Regions from separate parts of the Mus musculus genome. Here all the other regions are linked to region 1. The links are chromatin loops, found by intact Hi-C in ENCODE. Cell type or tissue: heart. All regions are shown on one strand. Each heading gives the region's core, and the rest is flanking DNA. Links, peaks and the distances in the headings are about the cores only.

The links. Hi-C counts contacts between places; a loop is a spot of excess contacts. Peaks named below come from ENCODE experiments on the same cell type or tissue, not always from the same donor. Only the 100,000 strongest peaks of a DNase experiment are listed, where the experiment ranks them.
Region 2: it touches region 1 in a loop (4-fold over the local background); 7 of 42 quality-filtered maps call a loop at or near these places.
Region 3: it touches region 1 in a loop (4-fold over the local background); 12 of 42 quality-filtered maps call a loop at or near these places.

Annotation. Positions count from the first base shown.
Region 1 is chr4:98,000,573-98,008,828 of GRCm38, forward strand. The region is part of intron 4 of Nfia (nuclear factor I/A); the gene reads left to right. Among named protein-coding and RNA genes, the nearest start is that of Gm34218, 18 kb to the right of the region's middle. In heart, for the core only: CTCF peaks have their summits at 2,692 and 3,998; DNase peaks (open chromatin) are centred at 1,859, 2,939, 3,319 and 3,839; H3K4me3 peaks cover 1,223 bases; H3K27ac peaks cover 2,571 bases.
Region 2 is chr4:97,919,532-97,927,787 of GRCm38, forward strand. All of the region lies in intron 2 of Nfia (nuclear factor I/A), which reads left to right. Among named protein-coding and RNA genes, the nearest start is that of Gm40208, 14 kb to the right of the region's middle. In heart, for the core only: a CTCF peak has its summit at 2,340; a DNase peak (open chromatin) is centred at 4,560; H3K27ac peaks cover 264 bases.
Region 3 is chr4:98,104,642-98,112,897 of GRCm38, forward strand. It overlaps Nfia (nuclear factor I/A), which reads left to right. Exons shown (of 11, transcript NM_010905.3): 11 at 6,577-8,256. The coding sequence ends at 6,594. Among named protein-coding and RNA genes, the nearest start is that of Gm34784, 17 kb to the right of the region's middle. In heart, for the core only: a CTCF peak has its summit at 4,592 (motif pointing left); DNase peaks (open chromatin) are centred at 4,110 and 4,570; H3K27ac peaks cover 2,622 bases.

The sequences.
Region 1 (8,256 bases), core at 1,348-6,347:
TACCAACTAGTTTGTTTAAAAGCCAGTATTTCTAGGCTAGGAATAATTAAGAATTTTAATGTGAGGCATCATGGTAAGGACTAATGCTGAATGTCTCACACAGTCCTGGTTACAATGTGTGAACTTGGCTTTAGAAGATCTTGAGTCTTCCCTCTGGTTTCTGAGGAATTCTGCATTTAAGAGACATTGTTTCTGACCTTTAAGCAATGCTAATGCTCTCAGTATGAGTGGCACATTACAGCATGGTCATTACCAGCTTGTCGATAACAACTACAGTGGTGATGGAAGAGTTCATGCCACCGCCCAGTTCTGTTGATCAAAGGCCCATTGATTGTATGTTTGTTATGGCATAACCCAAACAGGGCAAAAAGCATGGGAGTCTGGCTGTCTATGTCTCTCTCTCTCTCTTCTCCCCGACAGCCCCCACACTTCACACAAACGGTTGCCCTCCTTCCAGAATGTCTCTGTTTTAAAAGCATTCCTACAGAGACCGCCTGCTCTTAGACTCAGTTTAAAAGTGAAATTAAACATCAAATATTAAAATTTTACTTTTATCTGACTAAAGGTAGGGAAATTTATATTGTTAAACATGACTTTCAAGCAGCATCAAGTTCTTTACAGAATGAAATGGAATTCGTAGCCCCTATTATATGTGTTATAGGCTTGCAAGGATGCCCGAGGAAACCAATGGGCTGTGAGATGCCACAGAAGTCAAGCCAGCCTGGTCTTCCAAGCCTGTATTCTTCATATCTTGTTTTGGTCATCACAGGCTGAAAGAATCTTTAGCATCCAAAAAATGGGATACGATGTGGGACTAGAGAAAAATCCAGGTGTTCATGAACATTTCCCATTTGCTAAGCACTGTGTTGGGCCTTGGAGGGAGGAGCATCATTAGTTGATGTTGATCCTTGGTGTGTCTTAGCTGTACTCTGAGTTGTGCAATCTATACTCTGAAGCTAACTAAGGGGAGGTTGAGAAAGTCTTCTGTTTAAGACCAGGCAGGTTAAGTGGTGGGGAGGCAACTGTGCATGTTAGAATTCTGACAGTCAGGGAGGCTGCTATTGATGGTGAGGTGCTATTGACTGATGCTACTTCTGGGTAGAAGTGGCAGAATCCTCATAGGGAAGCAATAGGAGTAACGGGTGATAGCCTGCAGTGGGGAAAATTTGGCTTTATTATGAAAGGTGTCCCAAAGTACTAGGTGAGGGGGAACTAGATGATTTTATTGAACAGGAAGACATGCGCCTCCCTGGCTAGTGCATGGTGGATTAGCCAGTCCCTGGCCATAGACAGATAATAACGCATATGTACTAAAGGTAATCAATATTCTATATTTTTCTTATTAGCTTACTAATAATAGCATATAAAGAGTATGTCTTATCAAAGTGTATCAGTCATAGAGGCATTAGAGCGAAGTATATTTATTGAGGCTTTATTGAGATCCAAGCATAGCCTTGATTAAAAAAGAAACCCTTTTTACTCTAAGATTAGAGCTCTAGTCCGTTTCCTTCTGCCTTAGCCACTCAAATGCTTGCATTAGTCTTCATTACCAGCAGAGTTCCAAGGTCTGGGGGTTGTAAGAGGCCAGACAGCTCAGAACCATCCCCAGCCTCTTGCCCTTCCTCCCTTCCCTCATTTTCCTTTCAGGTCTTATATCTAAGATTGATTAGACCTCCACTCAGTCTAAGGCAGCATGATTGCCAAGTGAGTTCTACATGTTCCTTCAAGACTGCCAGAAGGGATGCCTGCCCTTGGGGCTAAGATTGCAGAGTGTCTTGGATTGTTTCCTGTGCCTGTGTAGGGGGCTGGTTAGCAAAGGCCTGGCATTGTGAGCATCCTTCAGCTTCTCAATGCTTTCCGACTCTGCACACTGCTGTGCCATCACTCCAGGACTCACTCACACATGGCCTTGTGCTGACTACAACTGTTCGGTAAGAGCAGGACCGGGCTGCATCAGCTAAACCATGGCTTCAGGCCAAACCGGTCAGCTACACGCCAGAGACCCTCTCTTCCTTGTAGACCTTTAATCTAAGTTTGTCAAGGTTTATTTTTATAGCTTGCCTTGCCTATTGCAACAGGGATTCCCAAGCTCTGTCCTTCGACCAGAAAGCCTTTCTCAAAGGCATAGGCTCTAGTTAGGTTTCTGTTCCCGTGATGAAACACTGACCAAAAACAACTTGAGAAGAAAGGGCTTATTAGCTTACAGGTCACATTGTATCATCAAAAAAAGCCAAAGCAGGAACTGAAGCAGAGGGCACAGAGGAGTGCTGCTTACTGCCTTGCTCAGCCTGCTTTCTTAGACCATCCAGGAATACTTACCCAGGAGTGATTGATACCTCTCATGGTGAGCATGGCCCACCCACATCAATCATTAATCAATAAAATGCCCTACTGATATGCCCACGGGCCAATCTGATGGAGGCAACCCTTCAGCCCCATAACTTCCAGCTTCATAGTTTGTGTTAGGATGACAAAAATACCCAGCACAACACACCATCCGAACTGCATAAAGAAGTTGAGTCTATGACCTTACCACAATCACAACTAGTTGTGACCCCATACAGTGTGGAGACTCCATATTACTCAGAAACGATACCCTTGTCTTAAACTGTTTCTCTTTCCAGATACATAGTGCTAGCCTTCTACATGTGATAGTAAAAATATTTACTTCCCCCAGGAGTCCAGTGAGGTTCTCACTGTGATGGGGTAGGGGGAGCTGTTTCAGTATTTGCAAACGAAGAGTCAAGTTAAATAACTACTCTCATGTCTTTGCCTGGGAGAGTATCATCTCCACAGTGGTGGCAATGACAGAGCAGCTCAGTCTCACGAGTTCCTAGGTGAGAGTTAGACTAGACAGCCAGGCTGCTTGACAATAAATGCCTGGAGCAGATGCTAGGAACTGCTGGACTAGGGACTCTGGCCCAGGAGAGCTGCAGGAAGTCACAAACTCCCTCACCCTTGCCTCCCGCCAGCACCCTTTAATTTCTGCCTTTATCATCTAATGTTTGTGAACTGTAGCAACGGAGACGCTGGCGCTGAGAGTATGGATTTGTTCTGTGGCCCATCTCCACACGTGGCAGGACCATCTGAAAGCACTTCTAGTTATTTATTACCTTGTTCCACGAGAGGGAGAAAACACAGACCACTGCACCCTGGGCCAGAGAAAAAGAAGAATTCAGTACAGGGGAGAGGCTCCCAGGAGCGCCTGGGGTTCCGAATCCCTGAGGTTGTTTTAGCATAATCCCATGAAGGAGGAGACAGGAGCCATCTGTTGAGAGGTGCTTCACTACACAAAGCCCTCTACTACAGGCATTTCCAGATAGGCCCCTCCCCTGAGCTGCCAAGGAGAGCCCATTCTGCTGGCTGCTGAACGTCCCTGCTTCAAGGGCTCTCTGTCAAACCCACTCTTGTTTATTTTGTGCCAACGTTTCCTCAAAGTACGTGCTCTGAGGCTGCCAAATGTCCCTCCTGGTGTGAACTCAAAAAGTTCTGTCCCAAACTCCACTCCTGCTCATTTCCTTCTAAAGTGCTGAGTGTTTTCCTTGAAGTTGCTGGAGAGATTCTGAAACCTTAAAGGCTTCCGTGGGAAAGAGTAAAAAGACCACAGATACACACACAGGCCATTGTGCCTCTGCTCCGGCCTGTTCCGATTGCCAGCGTGGTTTGTTACACCCAAACTGGCTGCAAGGGTTAAGTAAACTTCGTGGCTCGGGATGACTTCACAGCCCTGGAATTCTGCAAAGCCAGGATTCTCAGTACACTGTGGCTGGCCTTAGAGTCTTTGGGTGTGAAAACCACTCTCAGCTGCTCAGCCTGTGCTGAGTTCCTGCTACATGGCTGCAGAATCTATTAAAGTCCAGCAGATGAATTGCCCTGGCTCTGCCACAAAGCCTGGCTACCCGATGGACTTCGGGGTTCCCAAGTTGTTTGTCAATGGAGAGTGGCAGTGAATGGAACGGGCCTGTGCCTCAGCCTGGCATGAGGTGGCACCCTAGCGGCTGTTTTCTGCCTTGGGAACGTGCACTGCTGAGATTCTCACACAGGAATCATCATGGGAGTTCCGAATGCAGTTTGTTCTGAACTTCTTTTTCAAGTCCTTGGTATGGCTTCCAGCGCCCATACGCAGGCACTTAGGATTTCTGACCAGCAGTTTTGTAAGAACCAATGAATCTAGTCTAACCTGACGTGTAGAAAGAAGTTCTGGGGCAAAATTAACTCAGCTAAGAGAGGCACAGTAAGAAAATGAGACATTGGTAGGGCTAAGCTCAAACTTGAAAATACAAATTGTCCTTATCTGGAAAGACTAATGAAGAAGCAGGCCTCAGATGAGAAGTCCCGGGGAGGGGGCATCTTTTGAGGGTTACCACTTAAATAGTGGCGGTTCTTTCTACCTTTATTGGAGGAGGATGACTTAAAAACTTCCTAGTCTGAGCAGGCAGCCTGCTGGCTCTCTCCTCTGTTAACACACACAGTAACAATGATCATGGTACAGAAATTAATTTTTTATACAATTTATACTCTTAAGCAAGAAACCATTTAGACTTCAGCATTAAAGGAAGAAACAAAAAGACGATAATAAAACGTCCACTGCAGCCCAGCCCGGACCGTCACTGTGACCTTGCCTTTGTTTGGCATTACACAATTCAATGGCAGGCCACTCAAACTATGCTCTCGATCAATATCCTATTAAAGCAGCACAAAAAGTCTCCATAAACTTAGTGGTTAGCTATGTTTATAAATGGAACTCGGCATAATTAGATGGTCAATAGCAGGCTCTACTAGTAATTTTAAAATGAACATCACACATCTTATGCATAGAAGCCAGAATCAACCCCTCTGGAAGGAAGGTCTGGTGTGTAGTAGACAATAGGTTGGATGGCCTTTTTAAAAAAAATCTTCTCTATGTCCAAAATGCAGCTTCTAAAGAAAATCTGTTAAGTAAGCCATATAATAGAAAATTCTAATCGGTCCCTTAAGGTTTTTTTCGAGTCTAAGTCACTTCATTCTAAATGTATTACACCATGGGATATGTTTCATTTTCTAGTTTTAATCAAGCCCCCACACAGAGAGGAAATAATAAATGTTGCCACACTCATAGAAAAGGGAAAAAAAATCAGTCTATCTGGCTTAACTAACAGATTTCCTCCCAGTTCAATTCAATACAATTTTAAAATAAATGTTGAAGTTGAATTATTTCCAAAGAATGCTTTGTCATACAATTTTTATTTCCTTGATTCATTTGGGGTGAGTGTTTGAACAGTAAAGCAGGAAGCAAATGGAGTGGACCAGCTGCACTAGGGTTTCTACCATTCACATTTGGGTGGCTAACCTTGATGTCTATCCCTTCCCTTCCTCACCAACCAAAAGACGATGAGCTACTAAGAGGACACCCCCACCCACAGGCTACTTTATCCATAGCTGGTCCCATCCGACCATGAGATATATGTGTGCCCTGTGTTGAATATATGTCCTGAGCAGTGTGTGTGAGCTACTGTGTAGGTCACACTTAGGTCAGAGGGAGTGTGCTTTTGACACTGGGTAGCACTGTGCATGTGTGCCCTGTGCTCTTTGGTATATACATACTCCTGCCAGTCCTGGTTAGAGCTGCTCATGGCTGGGTTTGGGCCATTTATCTCTATCCTCAACTGAAGGGTCTGCTAAATTTCCCAGACTCATGAGCACTCTTATGATAGACACTGGATCTTGGAAAAAGAAACACACACTATACTTTGATATGCATACTAACTTGTTGTCATGGTCCCTGTTTCTCTAGGTCCATCTACTGCTAATCTTTTCTAAGTAACTTCTACCTACATAGTGTGTGGTTAACACAGACTATCAAACACACACATGCCTGTAGGATGCCAGGAAATAGTTCAGGATTTATAATAGGGGTGAACATTTGAAATTTAATAGCTGTGGGACTCTGGTCAATATTTGCAGTGCCTCTTGCCTGTGTTTTCTTCGTAGGTTATAATTATTTAATACAAAATATTTAAAGTAAGTCCTGGCTATAGGCTGAGCATAAATCTGAGTGCTAAACTGGGGAGACCTCTCAAGAACACAGAGGTAACATAACAGGACGCCTCATGTTGGATTAGTGAGAGCTCAATGATGGTAATCACCTTGATCATTACTGGCTTAAGCCTTTGCCCTTGATCATCTACTGTGTGTTCTTGAGCTGATCCTGGAGCTGACCACTATCAGCCAATTTTATTTAAAAATATTCACATGTGTATAATTATGAGTGACTGATTTGAGGACTGTGTCCTAAAGCTTGGTTTATTACAGCCATTTAGTGGTCCCGTCAGGTAACAGCTGTGACAGAAGAAAACATACTAGTACTGTTCTTACTCATCTATCTAGAAAAGTCTTATTCCTCGTGATTTTTAGCCAAATCCTACATTTCTGCCAACATTCTGGGTAGCTAATGGGAATTTAGTGAACAAAGGACATAATCCTATTCTAACACTGACATTTTCCAACATTAAATGGTCAGCTATGAATGGGTTAACCATATCAGTATTTCAAATAATACATAATTCTACGGTGTTTTTAAAAATGCTATTTATGAGCAAAAATTCAAGAGATCGCTACTGATAATGTAATCTTCACTAAATCTTTATTTGCTCGTAAGACTCACCTTTAAGAACAGATATCAATATCCAATGAGTAATATTGGGGAGCTTGCAAGGCCTTCTTGTGATCTCCAAATACCTGATATAACTCTTTTTTGCCCCACAATAAGGATGCAAAATTATTGGGATTTGTTCTGGAGTATGTGCTTGTAGCTTACCCTCATGGATTGGAGAGGCTGTTGGTGGCACCCTGTAGGGATGTCTGCGATGGCTGACTGAGCACTCAGCAAAACCACACCATACATCAGACGCTGAGCCATCCAGTATGTGATTAATAGAGTACATAATTAACACCGAGGATTTCTCAATAAGAGCAGGAGGAAAAATCAAGCAGTTCTCCCTAAAAAATGGTTGTTGTTATTGTTGTTGTTGTATAGATAACTAATTAATGTGTTATTAGGAAGGGTCTCTGTTGGTACAGCTAATGGTCAGATAGTACCAGTGTACTCTTGGGGAATGAGCTTATATGTAGATGTCCTTCCATGGTTTATAGATCATTGTGGTAAAAAGACCTTTTATGCCATCAAATCCATCCTCTGTCAAGAAGACTGAATCCCATGGCTGAAGTTGTATCGTATGCTAAACGGGTATCTCATCTGACTTCAACCAAAAGCCAAGACAAGATGATGCTCTAAAATGCAGAAAATCAATTCCAGTCCCAAAGGCAGAAGCCACTAATGCAAGAGATCAGTCATCATCATTTGCTGCTCATGGCCACTCTCCTGGACCAATTTTGAGACCCTGCATCTAGAAGAGCAGTAGCTACAACTCCTTGTGCTGAAGACTTGGAGAAGAATGTAGGGGACATAGCAGCCTTGCTACTTATGGTGATAACTTATCTCATGAGACACATCTTCCCTGTAATTATGAGACAGCAAAGACAAGAGCAGGAATGTGGCTCTCCTATTTCTTTAGCTGATATCTACAGACACCTGACATCAAATCCCTGTGCTACACCTGAACATTTTGCTAAACATCACCCTTCATTTTCTCATTTGTCAATGAGAATAATGTTGATGTATACCATAGGGATACCATAGGATAAAGTTCTATATTTTATTTACACTATCTGGTACATAATAAAAATCAGCAGAAAGAAGTCCTTTGCTGTTTTCATTAGCATGCTCATGATTTTAGTTCAATTCAGTAAACATTTGTTACACATGTAATCTGTAAGTAGGAGAGGCCCTCCTCCATGGGGATTATGCCTGGGTTTCTCAAACTTCAAGACTTTCTATATACACAAAAGTGACTGAGTAGGACTAGCTTAGAAATTCAACTTATAGTGGTTATCTGTTAAAGGTGAACCTTCATAATTCAGAGTGGAATATAACACAGTATTGGTGGATTCAGCCTATTTTAATAAAAATAGAAACATCTTTCATAAATAAAATTTTCTATGCTTATATTCCTCTTTTTCTTCAAGCATAACCCCCTACTGTCACACTAACACACACACACACACACACACACACACACACACACACACACACGTTTTCTTAACCTTGTATTCATAAGTCATGGCTGTGTGAAGGAGGTGATCTGTGCGTGCTAGCAACTGCCTTTTGTGGTGTTAAAAGCATTCTGTTGGCTTTTGGCACCTAGTGCTACATTTCAG
Region 2 (8,256 bases), core at 1,837-6,836, 81 kb before region 1:
CTCCTAGCTCTACAGATAAGCACTCACTCTCATTTTCAAGTAGTTTTGTTAAAGCAAAGATACTATATATGAGTTAGCTGGACAACTGACTGATCAATAAATACTTCAGTGTCCGTAGAGAGTTAAGCATAAAATATTATGCTTAACTATATTAAAATGTCAATTCAGAAAAAATAATTTTTTCTTCTGGGCAGAACAGATAAATATGAACTATCAAAAAAAAGTCAAATTATTTTCTTTTAGTTGTATGATTGCCACTACCCCCACTGCCATATTTTATAAATGTTTTGAATGGTGAAACATTCTGTAAGTTCCCCACACTTATAATTTCCTACATCTTCCCTAGATCATGATTTGCTGGGCCCCACTTGTGGTGCCGGGATTTCCCAGGTGTATAATTGACCTAACAGTGCTCATATACCTAGGAATCGGGTATAAGACTTAATTAGTGAACAGTGGTAAAACCCCTCAAGAGAGTCTGAGTCAGAATGGAAGTGCATTGTTATTAATCATTATTACTATTGTTATTATTTTTAAATGGCTTGGAGCCATCTCTGAATTTAGCAATAAAGTAAATGTATCTAATAATTCTTTCTATGTGCATGCTCTGTGGTCATGGGTTTCACAAATTAAATGGTGGAATACTTGTAGGATATGATTATAATGATCCAAGTAAATGATCCTCAACCAATTCAAAATTATGTGATTAAGACCCCAAGGAGCTACAGCAAGCAGTCTCCTTTCCTTCTTTTCTGCTTGGTGTTGACCCTCTGTGTGTTAAATTATGTGAAAGTTAAAAAGCAAACTCGTAACACACTAGCAAAGTGTGTGTGTGTGTGTGTGTGTGTGTGTGTGTGTGTGTGTGTGTGTGTGTGTGTGTGTTTGGGTTAGAAGTTGAGAGTATCCGTGATCCCTTGTCCGAGAGACAAAGAAGCTATTTTAGGTATAGCTAGTTTCACTTTCTGTAAGTGGTAGTGTAAGGCTTTTTTTTTTTTTTAATTCGACATGGGATATGGTCAGCTATCACCTGGACAGTCACAGGTCCCCTCCTGTCCCCTCCTGTCAAGTAGCTGCATTCTGTGTGTGCAAGGCCATGCTGCATGTCCCTGGAGGAGCAGCTTCCACTGCCAACTGTCTGCTTTCAGCTTGAATTATCTCAGGCAGACATCCTGGCTGGCTGCAATGCAGGATGCAGGGCTCGGGCCTGGGAAGACCTAAGTTTGGCAGCCCTAAGTTGGGGAGCGAAAAAGAAAAAGGAAATTCTATCTTTTCTGGTGCTTTTCCCTTCTTGGTTTTCCTAGTCGAAATCAATGGTGGGGTCGATAGCTGGCTCTGACTTGTTCCCTGCATGCTGAGTTTTCCTGATGTAAGCCTTCAATGTCTGGGCTGCAGGCCTTGTGTGTCAGGGAAGGCTTGATGCTGTCACAGCCCTCCTGGGTGACATTTAATTCCCGTGGTAGCCTTTGTAATCCAAGAAGGGAAGCTGAGATCAATTTTTACACCGTTTAGTTGTGGAAGAAAATTTTCTTTCTTCCAGTTGATCATTCTTACAAAAATCAACCATATTTATATATTTTTCTCTAAACAGCAAAAGCGAATAAAATGAGATCTTTGCATTAGTGCGTATTTTGAAATGAAAAACAAATCAAGTCCTGCCCTGAGTTGTTAAAATGAAGTTGGGAATTTTTCACATTCCTTTCCCATGACAAAGAATGACACATTTAATTTAAATATATCCATTTTGGGGAAACAGTAATCTCTACAGTGACAGTATCAGGGTGGTATACAGTCAGCTCCCTGCTCATGTGGGTTTAATGCATATCTGACACTATATGCTGGATTTTATGCATATTGGATAATTAGGAGATTAACCATTATATATGATGTATATTAAGAAGTTTCTATTTTTCTTTGATTTTTTTCCAATGGACTCTTATTGTCTAGATTAGTAATTGCTTATTTTCTCTTCTAAAACTTCTTTTAGTTGCCTGTGTCCTTCCAGTCTAACATTTATTCTTCAATATAATACCTAATACCTCCCCCCCCCCCCACACACACACTGTAATTTTCCTTTCATTGGTTATGGTGTGGTCAATGAAGATAAGATGGTAAGACTGTGTAAAGTTTATTCAAGTTTTGAAAGAGATTTCTTAGTGGATTCAAAATAGGTTGTAAAATCATTAGGAAACATGGAGCTGGAAATATTAACCACTAGCTTAGTAGTGCAGAGCACATACTACTCTTGCAGAGTTCAGTTCCCAGCACCCACAGTGGACAGCTGTTAACTATATGTAACTCCATCTCTAAGAGGATGAGATGCCTCTGGCCACCAGGGGCATCTGCACTCATGTGAACATACTGTTACACACACAGAGACATACACAGACACACAGAGTCATACACAGACACACAGATAGAAAGACACACACACATGCATGCACACATACACTTAAAAGTAATAGAAATAAATCCTTAAAGTAAATTAGGAAGCAACATCCTATGAATTATATTTCTTTAAAATACTAAATATTTTTATTTGAAATAACACAAATATTTGAATGGCAATACCTTAGGAAGAACATTAGAATCAGGCCTTGTCCTCAGTGTTACATATCAATCATGTTGTATTAATTGAAAGGGTTTTATATAATCTCATAAAGAAACAGGCAAACTCCGGGCTTTCTTCTGTACTGAAAATCTATCATTCATGTCTTCCATTACTGCACTATAATTATGGTAAGTGAAGCAGAACAGGATCAATAGAGCAATTTATCAATGCATTCCAAGCCATCCTAGCATGGTTTACGTCATATCACTGCAGATACTGTCACTCAGCAGAGAGACTTTGAGTAGCATAACGAGGTTAGGCTGACCCATTTCAGCATAATGTCTTCCTATGTAATGTTCCAGTTCTGAGCATGATTTAATGAATTGTTTCACTTTGGATGGTATTATATGAATTAAAATATTTCCTGAATTGAAATCGGTTCAGGCTTCAGGTTTAAGAGCCCTGCACTAATGTGAGCACTGTAGTTGATGCTGTGTCTCCCCCCGTTCCTGTGCCTTTCTTTCTATTGCACCTCATTGGAGCTAGAGGATGAGCCAGGTGCCTCGTACACCCCAAGGAGCACTGGTATTTAAATAAATGTGTTGCCGTTTTATTTAGTAACTCTAGTCTTTTATCTTTGGCCATCACAAAATTTAGAATTCTTTAGGCTTTATTGTCCTGTTTGTGATTTGGCAATAATAGTTGGCTAATAAAAGAATAGTTTGGGGATTGTTTTCCCCCCAAAAGTATGAACAATATGGTCCTTTTATCATAAAGCTTCTCCCTGTGTTGATATGGAATTATTAAATATTCATAACATTCAAAGGAAGTTACTGAATCGTGCCGTAAAGTGTTATTTATTTCAGTATGAAAAGATATTTTCGGATTATTGGATTGTCATTTTCCTTTTCCATATGTTGTAAAATTTCACTCACTGTCATTTCACTTAATTCACCAGTGTAGGAAGCTGTACAGGTTTTATAACGATGTCGGTCCCAGCAGTGCACAGTTACTGCTTGTATTTTAAGTTGTTAGACATTAAGAAATGCTTTCAATGATAATGTAGGGTTTTTTGTTTGGTTTGGTTTGGTTTTTGTTCTGGTTTTCTATTTTTATGTAATCAAATACTTCAAAATTAAATATGTTAAAAGGTGAAAGAGTGAAGCCAAAGATGTTTTGAAAAACACCAAAATCTGCAAAGTTTTCCTTTTCTCTGTTTAGATGAGCCTTAAGAGTTATTGTTGGGCTGAGAGGTGGACGTTGTCTCCTTACCCAAGGAGAGTTTCGTACTACATGACTGAGACTTCCCTGGGCTCATGAGATAAGACCATGGGTACAGTCTGTGACACTCGGTTGCCATTGTCTAGAATCTAGTTCTCAGCTTGCCTTTGAACAGACTCTGAAACATTTTGATAATATTTGTGGGTTTTGTGGGGGCCGAGCATGTCTGCCTTTCTTTTCCTTACCTGCTCCTGGTAAGAGCCTCCAACATCATTTAACAGCTTGTCTGCTAACGGCTTAAGGACACAGAATAGCAGCTGCATTACATAATGTGTTCTAAGTTAAGGAATTTGAGATGTCATTACCCAAATGAAGATGTAAATTGTTTTGTTGGCAAGGCTTATAAGGAGGGTTTTGTTGTTGATGGTGGTGGTTTGTTGTTGTTGCTGTTTGTTTTTTTGGTATTTTGGAGGGTTTTTGTTGTTGTTGTTGTTGTTGTTGTTTACCTGCTATCACATTGTATTGGTTAGCATGGACTATTTTAAACCAGCATTCTATTTAAACAGTGTCAGCGAATTCTGAGAGCTTGCCAAACAAATCCTCAAAATGGTTGCCAAGCTGTAAGATGGCTGCCAAGATCTAAGCACACTGAGCAGGTTCAAAATGGTGACCAACTTCTCAGAATTTGTTGGTCAGGTTCTACTTCTGCCAGTCCCTTCCCCCATGCAACTAACACCCAGAAAGAGGGGTGGATCCCAAAGATGCGAGACTTGGCACTAACTCCTTGGCACGAGTCCTTGTAGTGTCATCCAGAGATTCGAGGAGTCACCGAGTACTTCTTGTTTCACATGCTTGGCAGGAGACGATTCGAGGGACACTGGGGTGAAAAGCCATTGTAAAATAACATGGCCGTTTCCTCTTCCTGATCTAGTGTGCACCAGATAATTCTCTGGAAGAGATGTGGGGAGACTAGACAAGGCAATACTTTCTTCAAAGAGCTTTTTAAGCGAGAGCAAAAAGTGTTGACTAAGACTTTTGGGCTGTGCCTTTTTGTACTGCTTGCATGAAGTGGCACAAACTTTATATACAACAGGTTTAAGATTTATTTTAGTTTTGCATTTGTTTACTTAAGTTTATAGCAATTGCATTCTGGCAGTTGTGCTACTTAGCAGATTGAAATAAAATCATAGGGTGAATTAAAACATACTGCTGTTAGTACTGATTAGAATTTTAGCTTAGTGTAAATACCGGATGCAGGGTCCAACTTTTCAGACACTTGGCATGAGCTCAATAGGGATCTCCAGGCTACACAGGAGACAGTGTGTGTGTTTGGATGCTTTAAGAATTCTTGGATAGGTGCAGCAGACTGCTACTGCTGGCACGGTGGTTCATTGTGCTGGCTGCATAGTGTGCTCGGATTCCAAGGTAGACAGAAGAACTGGGGAAACGAGAATAAGGGAGAGTAGTTTGAACTTAAAACACAAAACCCGAAGAAAAGAATTTCTGTTTAAATTGTAGAGCTGTTACTGTGCACTTTGGCTATGGATACAAACAATGATTCCTAAACTAAGGTGAAAACGAAGGGCTTGGGGCGATTTGAAGGATGCCCTGGTAGCAAATACAGTTTTAAAACTGGGGATTTTTCTGAGATGAACATATACAGATGGATTAGCTTCTGCGGGCAGTAAGTATAGCAAATGAATTCCTTAAAAGGGGCTTGTGCTTAGCACCACCAGAGACTAGCTTTTGTTCTGCCTGAGACCAGATTCTTCAAGGTAGCTTTTAATTGGCACAAGCAGTTTGGTTGGTACTTGGGTAGCTTTCAAAAAAGCTGTTGGTCCTAACAGGTGCTGTTGCTGTTGCTGTTGCTATTGTTGTTGCTGATAATAGTTCAGAACTAGAATTAGAAGTTACTTAGTGTGAGATTTTTTGAACTCTGTGAATTTGGGGTGGGTGGTTCAGCATGGAGCCTGCTTTTGGCTCTGCACACCGTAAGTCAGAAGACATCTAAGAAGAGTGGCTTTTGATACATGGAAACTTTTCTCTTATAGTTAGCCAAAGATGCTTGTTGCCATTTAAGCTTCCTACTATCCATTTCTAGCCTTTTCTCTCTTAGTAAGCAGTTGTTAATAAAGACACAATCATTTGATAGGAGAAGCCAGATTGATTGACAATGCTGAAATTTGAATTCAGGTACCTTTCCATGAAGAATGGTAGCGCCCCTTTAGCTTTGAATATCAGTTCAGGCTGGGGCTAAGGAGGTGCCTGGCATTGGCTTGGCAGTGTGTCTGAAGGTTGCAAGATCCCTCAATACGTTTTTATATGGTCTATTTATACTGTTTTGTGATATTACACCATTAAATAGCTTAAAGCCCTGTAGTGTGCACAATGTTGAAGAGATTGCTCAGTGGTTAAGAGTGCTTCCTATGCAAACGTGAGGCCCTGCATACAAATCCCCAGCCCCCACAAAAAGGCCAGGCATGATGATATGTTTCTGTAACCCCAGCAATTCAGGGACAGAGATGGGCTGATCCTGGGAGCCCTGTGACTAATGGCCTAACTGAAGCGGCAACCTTCTGGTTTAGTGAGAGAGCCTGTCTCAAGGCAATAAAGCCGGGAGCAAGTACCCAACACCCTCCTTGGGCCTCCACATAAACACACATAGAAATATGCACCGGTACCCTGACATTTCTCTCTTTCTCTTTCTCTGTCCCTCCCTCCCTTCTGCCTGCCTCTCTGCCTCTTTCTCTCTCTTTTTCTGTCTCTCTGTTTCTCTGTCTCTCTCTCTATCACACACACACAATTTTTGTGATAATTCTTACACATTGTACTATCACTTCTTTTAGAATGCACCGAATAAAACCTTTGTTTTCAAATTTAAAATTGAAAGTTCAGGCCAGACCATCACAAGAAATCGCACACTTTTAACTTACAAGTTAGTAATGATGATTCAAATGAGAGTATTTTTCTTTTTGTTTTTATTACACACTAGCTGATATTTTAGTTCATATTTGGGTGAATAGTATTGTGTGACAGTGACAAAAAAACCCACATAAAATATGCAATTTTTCTCTTTTCATACATATCCATCCATGAGTATGTAAGCAAGTAAGATTTTTTTTCACACTGCTTGCAGCATGAGATAATTCTAAATTTTAGAATATAAAATGCCAGGTGGGTAATGTTCGTGGAAGTAGAATAGAGCCTATTTTTACAAATTGGCAAAGAATTCATCAGCATTCATACTTTCGTAAAAAGCACAGTAGTTTTCAGGGAAACTTTGTTCGCCTTCTTATAGTCGGTACTTTGGTGAAATGACAGACTCCTTTCTTCGGGATATTTTCCTATTAGCCCTTCCAAAACAAGGATTTTTATCTGCAAGGGTTGTTTGTGTTTGACACTGATGTTGCTGTGTGTTTACCATCTCATCCTTTTCCATACAGCCCACGTGCATGCTTGGTGCATGTGCTATGTGTCTGCCTCTGTCTATCCAAGTATGTATAGAGATATAAACTCCTCTTTCTATATAGCTCGCTGTATAGGGCAACCCAAACAGCTGTTAGTCCTTTTTATAGCTTCTTTAATCTATGTGCCAACAAGTCAGTTTACAAAATCTGTTTTGTTGATGACTGCTGCGATAATAATTGTGGTGTTTTGTGGCTTGGCAAAAGGCTGGGGTCTCCTCTGAGGACTCTTGCCAAAGGCTTTGAAGGGGTTGAGGTGGATCCACTGCCAAAATGAGTCACCACTCTCTATTTTATTTAATGTCCTTCTGCCAAGGCCTTAGACACTTTCTGTTTTCATTCTTTTGTAGGCTTCCCTCCCCACATTGTGGTTTTCTTCACAGCCAGAGGCCTGGGTCTGCCAGGATAGGTGAGAGAGGCTGGCTCCCCCGTGCCCAAAGCCAATGTGCACTGAAGTGGAAGGCTTTGCTGTTGTATACCTTAAATGAATATGTGGGCTGGGTTATGCAGTTATGAGTTACAGATAAAATGATGGGTTTAGATAACCACGTCCTGCATAGTCACCTCACCCTGGGTCAGGGATCCTCAGAAGTACGCCTAGTATTTTCCTCAAGTGACATTCAAATCATATGACCAAATTTTAGTGGTTTTCATAATTGCTTAAAGCCCCTAGATTATTCATGAGTTCTGGCTAAAGGCCCAAATCTTGAAATTCTCCTCAGACAAAAGAGCCCCATCCCCCTCCTTTCAAGTGCCATAATATTTGGCTTCGTGAAAGTATTTTCTACACATGCCTAATAGACTTCAAAGACTAATCCCAACATTTATTCCTACCTGTCTAGATTTAAATTGTTACTCAGAAGTAGACTAAGAGATATGAATTGCTGATGTGATGACTGAAATATATTAGAGATTTAAACATTTCCTTTATTCAGTATTTTAGTATTTGAAACACACTGGGCTAAATATCTATTTGCTGGGTTTTTGCAGCTTAAATACACACTGCATTTACAAGGTGATAAA
Region 3 (8,256 bases), core at 1,837-6,836, 100 kb after region 1:
AATCTATTCAGTACCTCCTCTCTCACCCACTGGGGCAAGACCGTGGGGATGCCACACCTGAGAACATGAGTAGCTTTCTTGTGAAGAAACAGGCTGTCACAGTCCCACCACCATAGTAACAGACGGAGCCTATGGGTAAGGACCCTAAGAAAGGTACCTCAGTTTAAAGGAACATCTGGCAAGGTGGCTCGTCAGCAGGTAAAGCTCCTTGCTACAGAGCCTGATGACCTGAGTTCAATCTCTGGCTCCCACATGATAGCAAAAGAGAACCAACACCTGCAAGGTGTCCTCTGACCTCCATAGCCCACTGAGGCACACAAACACACACACACACACACACACACACACACACACACACACACACACACGTAATTTAATTTAAAAAAAAAAGAAAAGGGGGTCATTTAATCTTAGACCTCAGGGACCAGCAAGTGTTAGCACAGCACGGAAAAAGGCATAGCCTGTGCCCAGGACCCAGCAGGGAGGAAGCATTTGGCTTTGGGAGATCTGGAAGGAGTTTAACACACCACAAGTGGTGAGAAGATAAGGCTCTACAAAGGTAAGCGAGGCCACTCACGGCCCATTAATGTTTTAATAGTTTCCTGCACAATAAACAAGTCTTGGTTTAGAGTTATTGAAAACAGGCTTTCTTTAATTAACAAAATAAAATCAGACAAGAAAAATGGCTGTGGAGATCAAAGCCTGAGACTGGCAATACCCATAACTAGCACCTGTGTACAGCATGTCACCCTTTCCAGAAACTCGTGCTGACCACTGTCATCCTCTCATGCCCAGGACTCCAGGGTCACCCAGCACAGAGCCCTGTCTGTCATACAGAGCCCTGTCTATGATGTCATACAACCCATCAGTGGAATTCAGTACGGGCCTTTAGACATTTGGCCTCATCAGCTGAGTTTATCAAGATCCTTTGAGAAGTCGTGAAGGGCATAGAAGTCTAAACCAAACCTCTTCCTGCTGGACACTAAAGCTTCTAAAGGCGGATGCCACATTTTCTTTACTCCCAACATTCCCAGACCCTCAAGTCCACGACACCAAGAAAACTGCAGCCTCTTGGTACTTACTGACCAAATGACTAATGGCTCCCAAGTGGTTGATCCTAAAAGGAGAAACCAGGAATGCACGCAGAGGTCTGTCTACTCCTTCTGTGTCAGAGACAGGGGTGCCCCCTTACCCCCCCCCAGCCCCCCTCCTCCAGCTTTTGGCTGATTTGCCAAGGACAACTCATTTGTGCTAAATAGTAGGCTTAGTTCATGCAAACAAGAACAGGAAGCCAGAAATGACTAACTGACTGGATTCGTGTGGTCCAGGAGAGGTAGCATCATCCCCAGGAGGGACAATATAGTAGCTGCACTCAATGCAGACCTGCTTGCTGGGTCCCTTGTGTGGCTGGTAGAGACTGATGTGTTGGAGGGGAGCTTCCTGTATTTTTGTGTTTCCGTTTATATGTGTAAATGTCCTTAAATAACCCACCTTGCCTGGAGAGGAAAGCTAAGCGTCACACCCACTTCTGGATTCCACATTAACAACCTCCTTCCGTGCAGTGTTAAACTTTGCCCCGAAGGGCCTTTTGTTCAACTTTTTAATTTGAAAAACAGATTTTGCTGTCACAGCCCAGCCTGCCCTCCACAGCATGCGTGCGCTCACACACACACACACACACACACACACACACACTGTCTCTCTGTCTTTCTGTCTCTGTCTGTCTCTGTCTCTCTCTCTCCCAAAGTGAAATATCTCAGATCTACTTCTTTTCTGTTTTTAAAATGTATGCCCTGCCCGCTGCGTAGAAAGGGAGACTGTAAGAAAAAGTTGCGTGTGTTAGAATATTGGCAGTTGAGAAGGAAGGTGAGTCCCTTGACTTCATCACCTGTCTCCAGTAGACTCTGGACCAACTCCATTTTGTAAGGCACAAGAGAAGGACCAGCCTGCCACTGTCACAGTGCGGGCTGCCATCTCAGCCCTCTTGTTTAGGATACAGTGGGACGGAGGCTGTTTATGGTTCGTAAATCCTGACTACTGTGAGCATTCCAGAATCCCCACAGAATGGGGCTGGAACTTTCATGGAGCTGTAAATTAAGGGGCGGGAAGTGTGATAAAACTCCTAAGAGAACCGCGCTGCAATGGTTAAATGAAATTTTATAAGCACGTCGCTGGGCGCGGAGCTGTTTTGCATTACATGAGTTGAATACCTTAGAGACACCACATCTGCAGGCACTTTATTAAATCCTGAGTCAGCACTTTCCAACCTGATGAGATTACTTCTCCATCTGACCAGCTAGAAGGAAAGCTGAGCTCTCGGACTGCAGATTTCTTTTGATGTTTCACCTTGAACACTGAAAGAGGACGGGTTCCCCCTCCCACCCCTGGTTCATCCCAAACTGTGGACATTGAGAATGTAACTGGCTAATTTCTTGAAACTAGAGCCTTTGAGGGAGTGTGGATTTATGGGCCACCAAATCAACTGTGGTTGAATGTTCCTGCTGGGGGAGGGGCAATAGATCAAAGCCCAGTGTTTACTGCCTCAATGTAAATGTATCAAGATAACATCCTCTGATGCAGTACTGTAATATTGCCACTCTCGGCAGATAAGGGACAGGGATTCCTTTGTAGTCGCCTGGATACAGTAGGGCAGATTAAGGGCCTATAAAGTATGAAGGCAGAGGCCATATGAAACCCAAGCAGATGTCAGACGTGAGGATGATTTCCTGACTCTCCCTCCACAGATGAGTTTTGCTTCTCGTGTCAGTATCTTCCCAATGACTTGATTCAATCCAAGTATTTCCCAGATTTTCTCAGATCCCTCTCGCTCTCTGTTCTCCTGTCCCAAGAAGAAAGATGCCGAATCCTCCTTTAGTGAGTGCTCTCAGACTTGCTGCGTTTTCAAGTAACGAGATTAAAGGGAAATGCCACAGCAAAGGAGCCTTTCCTCCTATTGCCTTACCCGGCTGAGGCGATTGGCAGTTCTCAGAAGTTTAGGAAAATCCAGGAGCACCTCTGTGTGGGCGGTTGTCACACCTGTCACCACCAGTGTCTTCAACTACAAACTGACAGATAGAAAACTTGGCAAAATGGAGTAATTTCTTATTGCTTACAACTGTTTCTCTACTATATTTCTGCAGATCGTTTACTAAGAGACCTCATTCAAAAAAACAGAAAGAAAGAAAGAAAGAAAGAAAGAGAGAAAGAAAGAGAGAGAGAGAGAGAGAGAAGTTCGTGTGTGGTTCCCCCTAACTGACTTCCCATTCTGGAAGCCCTTGGTCAAGTAGCTGGGTTAATTGTCATGAAGATTAGTGAGATGTTGAAATAAGTACTAATGGTCAAATTACAGGAGTGAAAAGTGGGAGAATAGGTTTTGGTTTGGACCTGAAAGGGTTAATTAAGGTTTTTTCACGGGTTATTAAAGACCCCCAACCCCTGCCTTAGGAGTCATATTGACAGCCCACCACAGGGCAGCTCAGCTCCTCTATTGACATGTTGCTGGTAGGAGCACAATAGCCCCAGTATCTGCAAATCATTGCTAAAATCATCTCAAGGAAAAAAAAGTTCCCAAGCTTTAACATTAGACAAAAGCCCGGGAGTTGCAGTGTGCAGCTCAAAAACCCAGAGTCAGCAACTTCTATTGATTAAAAACTAACCTTTAAAGTAACTCTGAGAGCGTGTGGTTAGCATTTAAATTTAAACATGTCGTGAGTTGATTTGTGTTACTGAATACCAACTCAGAAGGAGTAACATTCACAGTGCGGTTTTTTTTTCTTTCTTTCTTTCTTTTTTTTTTTTTTTTCTAACTCCCTTAAGCAGCTAAAGTATTTCATGAAATGTCAAAAGGGCAGAAAGAAAAAGGGGAGGGGCCAATGCGGGGCCTCATCGTTTTCTTTCCCAGGCAAATATTCACCCCCCAAAAGAAAAGTGTGGAGAGCGAAACACAATAATTAGTCCTTTGTCTAACTTTCTCAAATGCCAAAGAAAGACAGATTAATTAAATATACAACAGTGTTGGTTTTTGGAGCGGGGGTCTAGCTTGCTGGGTAGGTCATAAATTAGGCAGAATAAATACTTCAGTGTGTTTGCAGTGGGCCTGCTACGTCAGAGCCACTGGAAGGTTGGTGGGAGGAGAGTGGCGGGTTTCTTGCTAATGATAGTCACGTCTGGGTCTGTCTGGTTGCTAAGAGCAACCAGACATGATGTAACACCAGGATGAACTTGAACTTGGGGGACTTGAAAAGAGAACAATAGCCCAGAGCAATCAATAAAGCCTATTTCAGTGAAGGGTTACAGAGCTGCTCTGGGGTAACCTTGTGGGCGAGGCACACACTGAATAGTAAGATGTGTGAAGAAACTTTTTTTTTCTTTGCTTTGCTTTGCTTTGCTTTGCTTTGCTTTGCTTTGCTTTGCTTTGCTTTGCTTTGCTTTGCTTTGCTTTGCTTTGCTTTGCTTTGCTTTGCTTTGCTTTGCTTTGCTTTGCTTTGCTTTTTAGCAGAAGTATGTACAGGGCACTGCTGATTTTTGTAATGTCCTGAATGCAGAAACTACGGGACGGAAAACTGCTCCCCCTGGTGACTCGCCAGGTCCCAGGCCTTTGCTTCAGGACTGCCACACTGAAGAAGTCCAGAATTTCACAACTGCCTTAGAAAGCATGCAAACAGATTGGGAACAGCACTTACCACTCAGTTTGAGACTGTTCTGTATAAGAGCAGATATGGAAAGTGGATCTGCGTCAGAGATCAGGAGAAACTTAACGCAGACACGGTTTGCGGTCTGCTTCCCTCCCCTTTCCTTCTTACTGATCTTTCTTTTGTCCACTTAGATTTAGGCCATGCATACTTGCCAGGGTGATTTCTTTTCCAGATATAAGCAGCTTTATTGGGTTCTCCGAAGCGCATGGTCAGAGAGTAAAAGTCTACAGGATGAGTAGTTTTGTGGTTTGAGCTAGGAGTTTTTGTTTTGTTTTGTTTTGTTATAAGCGCCTTTGGAAATCAAAGGTACCTTGTGTGACCAGGAAATTTTACACCATGCCTCCATGGAGCTATCACTTAGCTATTTATCCCTGGGATCAAAGGAGTCCCGACTTTCCCCTAATTGAATCTCCCCGACAAGAGTGAGCTTTAGCCCTCACCTCCGGAATCAGTTCCGACTGACTCAAACCCTGGTGATGTTTTCAATGCAGAACTCACAGCCTCGAAGCTGGTAGGTTTTCTGATGAAAATACTGAATTCTTCAGAATACTTAGAAGAAAGTTGGCAAAAAAAAAAAAAAAAAGTCATACAATTTTTAGCCTCACTTGAGTTTTGAGATTGGTCTATAGTTGCTCATTTTGTTAAGCGAACTCTCTGTGTTGACAAAGAATGTTTCTGAAAGGGACATAAGACTGGCTCCACAGCTGGCAGAAAGCTCCAAGGGCACATTGAGTAGACAGAAACATGAACGAGAACTACAGTGGTTTCATTTCCCCATGAACACAATGGTGCTTCATAAGGTGCCATCTTATTTTATTATGTATCTTTTCTAAGAAAAGAATTTTAAATATATGCCATTGAAAGGATTTGCACCTGGCCGGGCAGTGGTGGCGAATGCCTTTAATCCCAGCACTTGGGAGGCAGAGGCAGGTGGATTTCTGAGTTCAAGGCCAGCCTTGTCTATGAAGTGAGTTCCAGGACAGCCAGGTCTATACAGAGAAACCCTGTCTCGGAAAGAAAAAAAGAGAGAAAGAGAGAAAGAGAGAAAGAGAGAGAGAGAGAGAGAGAGAGAGAAAGAGAAAGAAAGAGGAGGGGAGGGGAGGAGAGGGGAGGGGAGGGGAGAGGAGGGGAGAGGAGGGGAGAAGAGGGGAGAGGAGGGGAGGGGAGGGGAGAGGAGGGGAGGGAAGAAAGGATTTGCACCCATCATGAGGAGCAAGGGGAGAGGCCAGTCTGACTTCCCACCCCCCACCCCCTCCCAGGTCACCAGTGAGTTTTCCACCAGACCTTTCTGTTTTAACTGCTATCATGGGCCACCTACAGAATGTTGTGTTTGTACATTTAGCACCTGTCCTTAGCACCTACACCTCACTGAGAAATATATTGAGAAAGTCATGGAAATAGCTATTTGCTGCAGCCCCAAGCTCACACTTCAGCCACTCCATCGAATTTGCTTGTCTTTCTTGAGCCCTCCCAGGCATTAAGCTAGGTACTAATAAGATAGCCAGGTTCCTTGCCCTCTTCTAATTGGCTCACTACAGGGTTACAAAACCTGCCATGTGACCAGAAAGACGGCACCTGGTAAGATATATGCAAAGCATTGGCAAAGCCCACAAAGGCAATGAATTTTAATGTCAGAGGAATAAGATAAATTTCAGTGGCTTGGGATTTACTGTCATCCCTCGACCACATGAACTCCCAAGGTAAATTCTGATCCCATGGTTAAAAGAGCAACTTTCAAAATAGTTTTACAATATTGAATGCTTTTTGTTTTTGTGCACTGGATCACTGTGGGCCTTGCTCATACTAGCCAAGAGCTACCCACGAGCCACTACACCCAGCACTACACCTGCATTTTAATTAGACTTTTCTTTTTGTCTTCCAGTCCTGGTACCTGGGATAAAAGTTGCAGCATCCCACCATCCTCCAGACAGACCACCTGACCCCTTCTCAACTCTGTAACATGGACGCAACCTCAACCCGGCGCAGTTACAACTTCACTGTCAGTGGAAGGGGAGCGAAACCAACTCGAATCAACTTATACATGGAAACAGCAAACATCGTGGTCAAACAGCAAAGGCCATAACTTTTTGGGATTCTTTTTTTTTTCTTTTTTTCTTTTTTTCTTTTTTTTTTTCTTTTTTAATACTTTAGGGACTGTCGTAATTTCTCATGGTGCTGGAAATGGTTGGGCTGTGTGACATTTGAAGTGTTTCAGTGGTGGCGTGAGCAGTAGGTGAAGTGGTTGGTGAAGGATGAGCCTCGCTCGTGAACTTCCTGTGGTAACACTTGGGAGCCTGGCCTTTTCCCAGTATTTCCTGAATTTGCCCGTGCAGGTGTGTGACCCTCCCTGAGCATCTGGAGACACCTGGAGCATGAAACCTTCTGTAATCGCTGAGATCTGTAACTTACAGGACACTCAAAGGGCAATGGTTTTTTTTGGGGGGGGGGTTGTTTTTTTGGTTTTTTTTTTTCTGTAACATATTAGGGAAAAAATGCAGTTAAGTTGATCTTTCTTTTAATTTGGTTTGGTTCAGCAGTCAGCAGTTACATACATAACACAACCCGCAAGGACAGTGAATCCGCTCCTGTTGCAGAGCAATTTCCAAAAAGACGGCAAAGACTACTACTATCAGTTTGGTTGGGTTTTTGTTTTTTTGTTTTTTTTTTTTTTGTTTTTTTTTGTTTTTTTTGTTCTTAAGTTTTGAAATGCTGCACTTACATTTAAAAAAAAACATTTTTCAACAATTTCAACAATGACACAAAAATTCACATGGAAATGGGGAAGATGGTCTGTTTTGACAGAAACTGACAGGAATCAAAACAATCGAATTTTGAATTGAGTGAAGTGCAATTTCATTGGATAGCTAAGTATCTTTGTAAGATAGAGATTGTTGAAAATTCTATTTTTGTTTTTCAAGTCCTCCCACCCCAGGACTCTAAATTATTGGGGTAAAAAACAGCCTTGCAAGAAAAAGGGGAGCTATTTTTGCTTTTTATGTTTTTTATTGTTAAACTTGTATCCCTTTAAAAAAAAACCGAAGGAAAATTTAAAAAAACAAAAAAAATACAAAAAAAAAATACAAATCTAATGGTGCTTTTACCACAATATGTTAACTACATTAAATGCTAATTAATTATTTTCTGTTATCAAAGCACATAACTCAAATGAAATCATGGTATCTGTTAATTTTATAAGCTAGAAATCACTATAATGAATTATGCCAATTCTGAAAAATTTTACACATGTATGGCAACACCTGATCTATCGGTTATCCAACGCTTCATTGTACCAGACATTGTCCAGAAGTTTCAAAGACCCTTTGCAAACCCTGAACTGGGCTACGGGAAAATAACACGAATACTGATAAGGACACAACTATGTGTGCCCATTCAGATCAAAGTACTTGTTAGGGAAAAAAAAAAAGTTCACACCCTCCCCGCCCCCCCCCCCCAGATGTCTTGTATCTTATGTTTAAGGGAAAAAAAAGACAAAAAAAAAAAGACAAAAAAAATCAAAAAAGGAAAAAAAAGCAGAAACAAATAAACAAACAAACAAAAAAAA